Regions from separate parts of the Homo sapiens genome. Here region 2 is linked to region 1. A link is a contact called in ENCODE Hi-C or POLR2A ChIA-PET data. All regions are on one chromosome and are shown on one strand. Each heading gives the region's core, a stretch centred on a gene start or an enhancer-like site at or near the end of the contact. The rest is flanking DNA. Distances are from core to core; before and after follow the strand shown.

Region 1 (4,207 bases), core at 23-2,522:
GAAGCATACTGGAGCTATGCTTCCTGTACAGCCTGCGTAACTGTAAACCAATTAAACCCCTTTTCTTCCCAGTCTCAGGTATTTATAGCAATGCAAGTACAGCCTAACATACTGTCCTCTTCATATAGACTACTACCTCTGGTTAATGACTAGCCAGCCACTGAAGCCGAAAGCCTGGGCCACCTTCGTCTCCTCTCAATCTGTGAATCCACTTATATAAGTATTCCTTCTATTCATTCCTTCCTCTCTATCCTAACTTACTACTTACCTATGTCAGGCCCCCAGCATCTTCTGATTGAGCCATTTTAATAGTTTCCTAAATCTCCTGCTAATGGTTTTGATACCGCATTTTATAACATGAGTCTGACCATGCTTTATCAGTCGCCTGCTGAAAACTCTTCAGTGGGTCCCCCATTAATGCACCCAGGATTAAAAGGCCACCTATTTAAGGTCCTTCGAAACCTAGCCTCTTCCAATTTTTCCAGTTTTAATTTTGAGGCCCCACCCTAAAGGCAAGGCATCCTTCAATCCTCCTTCACCTGCCACAAAGGCCCCAGAGCTGAGCTAGATGTCCCAGCTCTGTACTCCCATTGCGACCAGTGCATAACTTTTATAGAAATTCATTAGTTTCTAAGATGGGAATGTTGGCTTTCTCCGTTTGAGAGATGCAGGTTCTGGGGATATACATAATAAACACTGAAACTGACAAAACAACTGTTTAAACCTTGAATTACTTACAGCTAAAAACAAAAAACAATTACTGTGCCTCCCCGTCGGGGAATCGAACCCCGGTCTCCCGCGTGACAGGCGGGGATACTCACCACTATACTAACGAGGAACCGCACGAAAGAAAGCCTTCTGATAGGCCTTTTCTACGTTTTTGCTCCGCCCCGCCCTCGCTATATGCAAACACCAATGAACCTGATTTTCTTACGTTTGCCACCACAGCTTCCACGAAAGTTGAACAGAGCCAAAATGGTAGTGTTCAGTTTTATCTCCCCCTCCATTCTCATCATTTCCCTTCGGCCACCCTTCTAACTGCCCCTACTCCCCTCCTCTTCTTCAGCTCCAGGAGCACGCTTGGTCCCCCTCAACATCCCTAACACACACGCTCCCAGGTAGCCAAGCGCCCGCTTGCCGCGCGGCACCATGGAACTTGTAGTTCCTTCACCCATCCCCCAACGCTCGTCTGACTTTAAGAAACTTCCTTTCCCGGCGTGCACCGCGAATCCCTCCTCCTCTTCTTTACCTCTCTCCCTCCTCCTCAGGTTCTCTATCGACGAGTCTGGTAGCTGAGCGTTGGGCTGTAGGTCGCTGTGCTGTGTGATCCCCCAGAGCCATGCCCGAGATAGTGGATACCTGTTCGTTGGCCTCTCCGGCTTCCGTCTGCCGGACCAAGCACCTGCACCTGCGCTGCAGCGTCGACTTTACTCGCCGGACGCTGACCGGGACTGCTGCTCTCACGGTCCAGTCTCAGGAGGACAATCTGCGCAGCCTGGTACAGTGGGGCGCCTGCCCAGTGCCCGCCTCTCCCGGGCTCCCTGCCCCTCGACCCTAGTCCTTGCGGGCTCCCGGATCTCCGGCTCACCCCGCCGCGGCCCCTGCCTAGCCCCACGTCCCCGTCTGCTCTTCTGTAGCCTCCATCCAACTCATGTTGTGCACTTCAGCCCCCAGATCTCTCACAGCACCCCTTCTCAACCCCGCTTACGCCTCTGCATCCCTTCCCTCAGCCCCCACTTATACGTATGTCTCCTCCGCCCCTCGCCTGGATCCTCTCTCCGAGGTCCCTGGGCACATCCAGCGCCTCGTCCACTCCTCTCAACTCACCCAGCCCTTAGGTGTCATCTTTGCAGTAGCCCCCATAATTTTAGTTCCTGGCTCTAATTACTCCATGGCCTCCCCATTGCTTCGGCCTGCGGCCCAGAACCCCCTTCTTCAGGCCCCAGACTTTTCCCAGCCCCCTGGGCACCTTCCTCAGTCAACAATCTCACCCAAGTCTCAGATCCCATGTCCTGTCGATCCCTGATCCCACGGTTGCCTCCCGGGAACACTTATTTCAATCCACAGGTCTGCAGGGCACCACCCATCCGTCTCCCTCCTAGTTCCCTGGATCTCCCTGCTAGTCGTTCTCAAGCCTCTTAGGATTTCCAGCCCCGGCCGGGCAGGCCTCTTCTTTCCGCCCTACTTTGAAACTAACAGTCCCTGCTTGCTAACTCTAGGCGCAGCTCTCTCTCTTCAGGGTCCTTTCTACTTTTTAATCTTATCAACTTTCTTCTAATAATTTAAGAACGGATGGGACGTTCAAATTTTCTAAGGATGATTCAATACGCTTTTTTAATAGTTGGTTCCAAGGAGCCAAGTAGTTATTTCACTTAGAAAACACATACTTCTACAAACTCTATAACCATTGGAATGAAGAAAGGTTGTAGATTCATGGAATATTATTCAATGATTTTATCTGTATCATAACCTATATTTAATGTTCTTGCTCAAATTGCCCAATAGTATTTGGTTTATACCTTTCATCTGAAGGTACCTTTCACCTGAAGAATTTCATAGAAGATCATTTTAAAAATAAGAGGGTCATGAAAAGACAGCCAAATTCGGCTTCTTCACCAGGGCAGGATGCTACATGTGTATTTTACACAGTGTAGCATGGTGAAATCTACTAAAGCACATCAATAAGCAATCAGATCAGATCGGGCAGATAAGAATTGGTGGCTTTCAGGCCTCTTTTTCCTACTTGTGTAGGAAGGATCTGAATTTTGATTTCATTAATATGAACTAATAAGTACTTACTTTCTTACTCTTCATCCCTCAACATTTTGCTAAACTGATTGATTTGAAAAATAGGTCGATTCCTCTATGTACTGATAGGTAATCAACAAAAGTACCATAAGAAAGAAAATTAAGATATTATAAGCAGGAAGGCATCTATTTCCTTGCAGATCGCACTTTGGTCTTCTTGAAGTACCATGCTATCTTTAATTGCAGTAGCAACTTTGCCTGGGCAGGGCTGAAGTCCTATTTCAATGCAGTTTCAAAACTAAACACCGCATGTTCTCACTCATAAGTGAGAGTTGAACAATGAGAACACATGGACACAGGGAGGGGAACATCACACACCAGGGCCTGTTGGGGGTAGGGGCCTAGGGGAGGGATAGCATTAGGAGAAATACCTAATGTAGCTGACGGGTTGATGGGTGCAGCAAACCACCATGGCATGTGTATACTTATGTAACAAACCTGCACGTTCTGCACATGTACCCCAGAACTTAAAGTATAATAATAAAAAAAGAAAAACCACACTGTGAGACTGCCATATTTGAACATGAGTTTATACGTCCTACATTCAAAAGTACTAGAGATTTAAAAATTAAGCAATTCAGGACACTTGTGTTCAGATGTGAATAATTGCAAACCAAAACCGAGGTCGCTAGTGGAAGAAATTTAAAGAGGTTTTTCTAATATATGAACAGCAAATTCTTCCTTGAATCTTTAGCTGCAACATATATTTCAGAAGAAATATTCCAATTGGTTTAAGATATAATAAAACCTTGACTAAGCCCCAAACCCACTCAAAGCTCTTAGTTAACTGGAAAGTTCTTGTTCTTCACCTTTATTTAAAAAAATTAAATTATAAACTATGCTGATAAAAGTAAAAGAATGAAAATTTTTATAGCTTTTTGCTGCTTAATGTGACCTCACACTTACCTTTGTTTTGTAAAATAAAAACTTAAAAAATTTATTATTTGAAGTTCAGGTGTACTTCAAATGTGCAGGTTTGTTACATAGGTAAACTTGTGTCATGAGGGTTTGTTGTACAGATTATTTTGTCACCCAGGTATTAAGCCTAGTACCCATTAGTTACTTTTCCTGATCCTTTCCCTTCTCCTACCCTCCACCCTCCAGTAAGCCCCAGTGTGTGTTCCCCACTGTGTATCCATGTGTTCTCATCACTTTTGTAGAATAAAAACTTTATCTCTGTTCTATAAGTAAGCAAGAGTCAGGATGTTTAAATTTTGAAAAGAATGTCCCAATCTAAAAATCTGCTCATTGTTTTTACATTCCCCAAATCTAGAGAAAAGTAAGATTTTAAAATAGTGATTTCTGGTTGGCATGTCTGTTTAGCAAATTAGAGCCTGGAATTATAATAATGTTACATGTTATACAAGGAAGGCAATTTATGGTACAAAATAACATGTTT
Region 2 (4,217 bases), core at 1,506-4,005, 5.8 Mb before region 1:
TTACATACTACTAATGTTCTTGAAGTGCATATTTAATCAGTTAATTCTCCTGCTGAAAACCTCATTGCTTTCAGAACAAGGCTAAATGTTAATTTTCTTAAATTTTTCCAACACTAAAAATGTCGCAGGCACTTGAGCATTTTCATGTGTTATTTTACATAACCCTCCTAACTGTATAAGGTAGCTACTACAGGTATATCATATTGCACCCACATTTATTTTATTTAAGTTCAACCATACTGCCTGAGGAGGGGGAAAAGGGAGTGAACAAGAGCAAGTTCTCTAGAAGAAAGGACTTAGACAATGCTCCTGACCTCCCTTGAGGCTGTCTAGTTGGAGCCTAAAGATAAAGGAAAAATTTAAGGGTAATTCATACTACAACAAAGCATACTTTTTAAGAAGGACAGGTTCTAGGCAAGGCTAGGACTAAAGTGAGGACAGTGAAGCACTTGTCTTGGGTGGAAAATCCGAGGGAACTCCAAAAAACTCACTAATCAAGAGGAATAATATTTTAATGCTATATATATATATTTTTTTTTTTTTTTTTATTAGATGGAGTTTCACTCTTGTTGCCCAGGCTGGAGTGCAATGGCACGATCTCGGCTGACCGCAACCTCTGCCTCCCGGGTTCAAGTGATTCTCCTGCCTCAGCTTCCTGAGTAGCTGGGATTACAGGCATGTGCCACCATGCCCTGCTAATTTTGTATTTTTAGTAGAGATGGGGTTTCTCCATGTTGGTCAGGCTGGTCTCAGACTCCTGACCTCAGGTGATCCACTCGCCTCAGCCTCCCAAAGTGCTGGGATTATAGGCGTGAGCCACCGTGCCCAGCCTAATGCAATATTTTTAAAAAATCAAAATTAATGGTTGGGCGCAGTGGCTCATGCTTGTAATCCTAGCACTTTGGGAGGTCAAGGCAGGTGAATCACTTGAGGTCAGGAGTTCAAGACCAGCCTGACCAAGATGCTGAAACCCCATCTCTACTAAAAATGCAAAAATTAGCCGGGGGTGGTGGCATGTGCCTGTAATCCCAGCTACTCAGGAGGCTGAGTCAGGAGAATTGCTTGAAGCCAGGAGGCGGATGTTGCAGTGAGCTGAGATCACGCCACTGCAACCCAGCCTGGGCAACAGAGCAAGACTCTGTCTCAAAAAAAAAAAAAAAACCCAAAAAACAAAAAAAACAAAAAACATTACTGAAGAATATCCATGAAAAGCAAAACACCCAAACTTTATGTTTTATTTTACGTTTTAAATTTTTTTTTTATTTTAATAGGAACAGGGTCTGTTACCCAGGCTGGTCTCAAACTTCTGGGCTCCCAGACTCCTGGGCTCAAGCTATCCTCCCACATTGACCTCCCAAAGTATTGGGATTACATGCATGAGCCACCACACCCAGCCCCGATATCAAAACTATAAACAAAGACAGAATCTCACTCCAAACTTGCATGACTCATTTCACAGTACCTTCCCCTAATCTTGGCCCTGTTCTACAGCCTAAGTACCTGGTTCAAATCTCAATTCTGTCATTTACTATTTGTGTGATGTTAGATAGTTACTTTTTTTCATCACAGTTTCTTGATCTGTAGAATGGGGATAATAATGGTATCTCCATTATAAGATTATTGTGAGGATTAGATGAGCTGGGCACATGGCAGATGCTACATAAATGTTGGCCATTATCCTGAGAGTCCTGTTGAGTGGCAGATGTTTTTATATCTGTTACCATGCTTTTTTACCCCTTCTGATTAAGTCCTCAGATCTGTTATCATGCTTGAAAAGACCTCAGAACTATATGTGTCTTGTACAACTGCAATAATCTTTTGCCATGTACATATAGCATATATCAATCATCTTTTTTAAAAGAAGGATTAAAAGAAGTGACTGCAAAGTGTAAAAAATCTTGCCTTGGATTGGAGTGAAGCTAACCCCTTTTGCAAGTCTGTTAATTCCACCTGACCATCAAACTGAGGGTGCGAATTTGAGTATTTCCTGAAGCTGGTTCCCAAGATATTTTTAAAAATGCTTTGAATGATGGCAACATTAGATAAGTGTATTGTTTCCCAGGGTGACTAGGAAAAAAATCTTATTGACTAGGGTGCATTGGGATTAAGAAAAAGATCTCCCTTTCGTAAATCAGAGGCACCAAGGAAAGGATCTCGTGGGAAAAACCTGCTGTCAAAGTCGGATTACCTGGCCACCCCTGAGCTGGTTCCCCTCCAGTTCATCGCATGATTTCTATCATAACAACTCTTGTATTTAGTGGTTTACATGTTTATCTCCCCCACTAGACTCTCTGAGAACAGTAGCCAGGTCTAGTTCATTTTTGAATACCTGACACCAAGCACTATGCCACCTAACAGGCACAAATTACATATTTAACGACTAAATGAATGAACGAAATTCGGTTTTGGCAGATTTAACCCAAAGGTTTCCTCTTTCAAACAATATAGTTGGGGGTTGGAGGAAAGGAGCCACATACAGCATCTCCTTTTAGCACTCTGCAGAGAATGCTAAGTGCAGAGAAGGTTTTATGCACAAAAATATTCATGGCATTATAGTACCGTCTATGGCACAGTCTCGACGCAGGGGGCAGTTTTCTCTTGGTCGCCTGCCCAACCGGGTAAGTGGATCCCAGCTCAGCTCCGCCCCTCCCAGCCCAGCCCTCAGGGCCCGCTGCGCAAGCGCAGGTGGGGAGGGCGCGCACCTTCCCTATGCCCCTCCGTCCTCCAGGTGGCGCTGGAGACCCCGCCGCCGCCGCAGCCGCCTCTCGCCCGGCCAGACCCGGGCGGCGCCGGCCGCCTCGCCGGCCGCAGGTCCGCCTCCGCCGCGCCGAGGGCGTGGGCTCCCGGCTCCCGGAAGCGGCGGCCGCGGCGCGGAGCCGAGCGGGCGTCCGTCGCCGGAGCTGCAATGAGCGGCGCCCGGAGGCTGTGACCTGCGCGCGGCGGCCCGACCGGGGCCCCTGAATGGCGGCTCGCTGAGGCGGCGGCGGCGGCGGCGGCGGCTCAGGCTCCTCGGGGCGTGGCGTGGCGGTGAAGGGGTGATGCTGTTCAAGCTCCTGCAGAGACAGACCTATACCTGCCTGTCCCACAGGTATGGGCTCTACGTGTGCTTCTTGGGCGTCGTTGTCACCATCGTCTCCGCCTTCCAGTTCGGAGAGGTGAGTAGCGGCGCCGCAGCCTGGACCGGGCGCCTCGACCCTGCACTGCCCTCGCCGTGCCCCGCGATGCCCCGATACAGTATGTATTTTTTCATTATTAGAGACGGGGTTTTGCCATGTTGCCCAGGCTGGTCTCGAACTCCTGAGCTCAGGCGATCGCCCTGTCTCGGCGTCCCCGAGTGCTGGGATTACAGGCGTGAGCCACCGCTCCCGGCCAAATACAGTATTCTTTATCATAAACGTGTGCAGAGACTATGAGCAAGTCAGAACTGGAAAAAGGCATGTATGTGATTTTAGATATTGCTCCCTCGCCCACCGTTTTTTAAAAATAGAGACGGAGGTCTCCCTATGTTGCCCAGGTTGGTCTGGAAGTCCTGGGCTCAAGTGATCCTCCCTTCTTGGCTTTCTAAAGTGCTGGGGTTACAGGCATGAGCTACCGCACCTGGCCCAAGAAAGCCACTTTTAGCAACGGGGAGGAAAGCTGTATTTTTAAGTGGTTTGAAATCTGTTCCTTAGTTTTAGTTTTTTTCTTTTTCTTTTTTTTTTTTTTTTTTGGTAGGAGGTTACAAAAGGTTTTAAAATTTAACAGAGTAGTTTTTAGAAATGCCACAGTATACATTTGCTTGAAGTCTTTACCCATGCTGGATTGTAAGCTCCGTAAGAGAAGGTGCTGTCTGTAAATACTGTAACCCTGGCCCAAGCACAGTGCCAGGTACTGCCAGAGAATGCAGTGCAAGTGTTTGTTTAATGGCTAAATTATATGGCATGAATTCTGAGCATGTACTTTTTTAGTAGTTCTTGGTTCTAGAGGCTGGGAAAAAATGTCTTACCATAAGGGTGAGAAAGCTCCAGATTTGTAAGTGTGAAATATGTACTTAATATTATAGTACTTGCTCGTCTTTGTTTCATGTGTTGCAACTTAATGTATCTGTGTGTAGTTAGGTGCCTTATTGCTTTTGTGTGATTTTTTTGGCCTTGATTAATTTTGAGTTAACTGTTTATTAAGTCCCATGCAGTGTGAAGATGACTTAAAGGCATCAGGTGTTAGAATTCTTCATTTTA

Evidence for each region. A loop is a pair of places that touch in the nucleus more often than their neighbours do. ChIA-PET counts read pairs that join two places held with the same protein, here RNA polymerase II (POLR2A). Pooled maps may share reads with other maps.
Region 2: a loop to region 1 is called in a map of CD8-positive, alpha-beta T cell, with 20 times the contacts of the local background. The contact joins the promoter of GNPTAB here to the promoter of LTA4H in region 1. A Hi-C loop is called at or near these places in 1 of 168 maps with a recorded cell type or tissue (CD8-positive, alpha-beta T cell) and 5 of 50 pooled maps. POLR2A ChIA-PET finds 5 or more read pairs at or near these places in 1 of 52 experiments (OCI-LY7).

The regions. Positions count from the first base shown.
Region 1 is chr12:96,032,652-96,036,858 of GRCh38, reverse strand. LTA4H (leukotriene A4 hydrolase) reads left to right here and starts at 1,272. Exons shown (of 19, transcript NM_000895.3): 1 at 1,272-1,498. The coding sequence starts at 1,340. It overlaps TRD-GTC2-8 (tRNA-Asp (anticodon GTC) 2-8), which reads right to left and starts at 838; the gene lies at 767-838. RefSeq lists enhancers at 514-563, 584-633, 1,074-1,493, 2,084-2,173, 3,808-3,977 and a silencer at 1,544-1,643.
Region 2 is chr12:101,829,497-101,833,713 of GRCh38, reverse strand. It overlaps GNPTAB (N-acetylglucosamine-1-phosphate transferase subunits alpha and beta), which reads left to right and starts at 2,755. Exons shown (of 21, transcript NM_024312.5): 1 at 2,755-3,155. The coding sequence starts at 3,039. RefSeq lists silencers at 2,573-2,972, 3,329-3,623.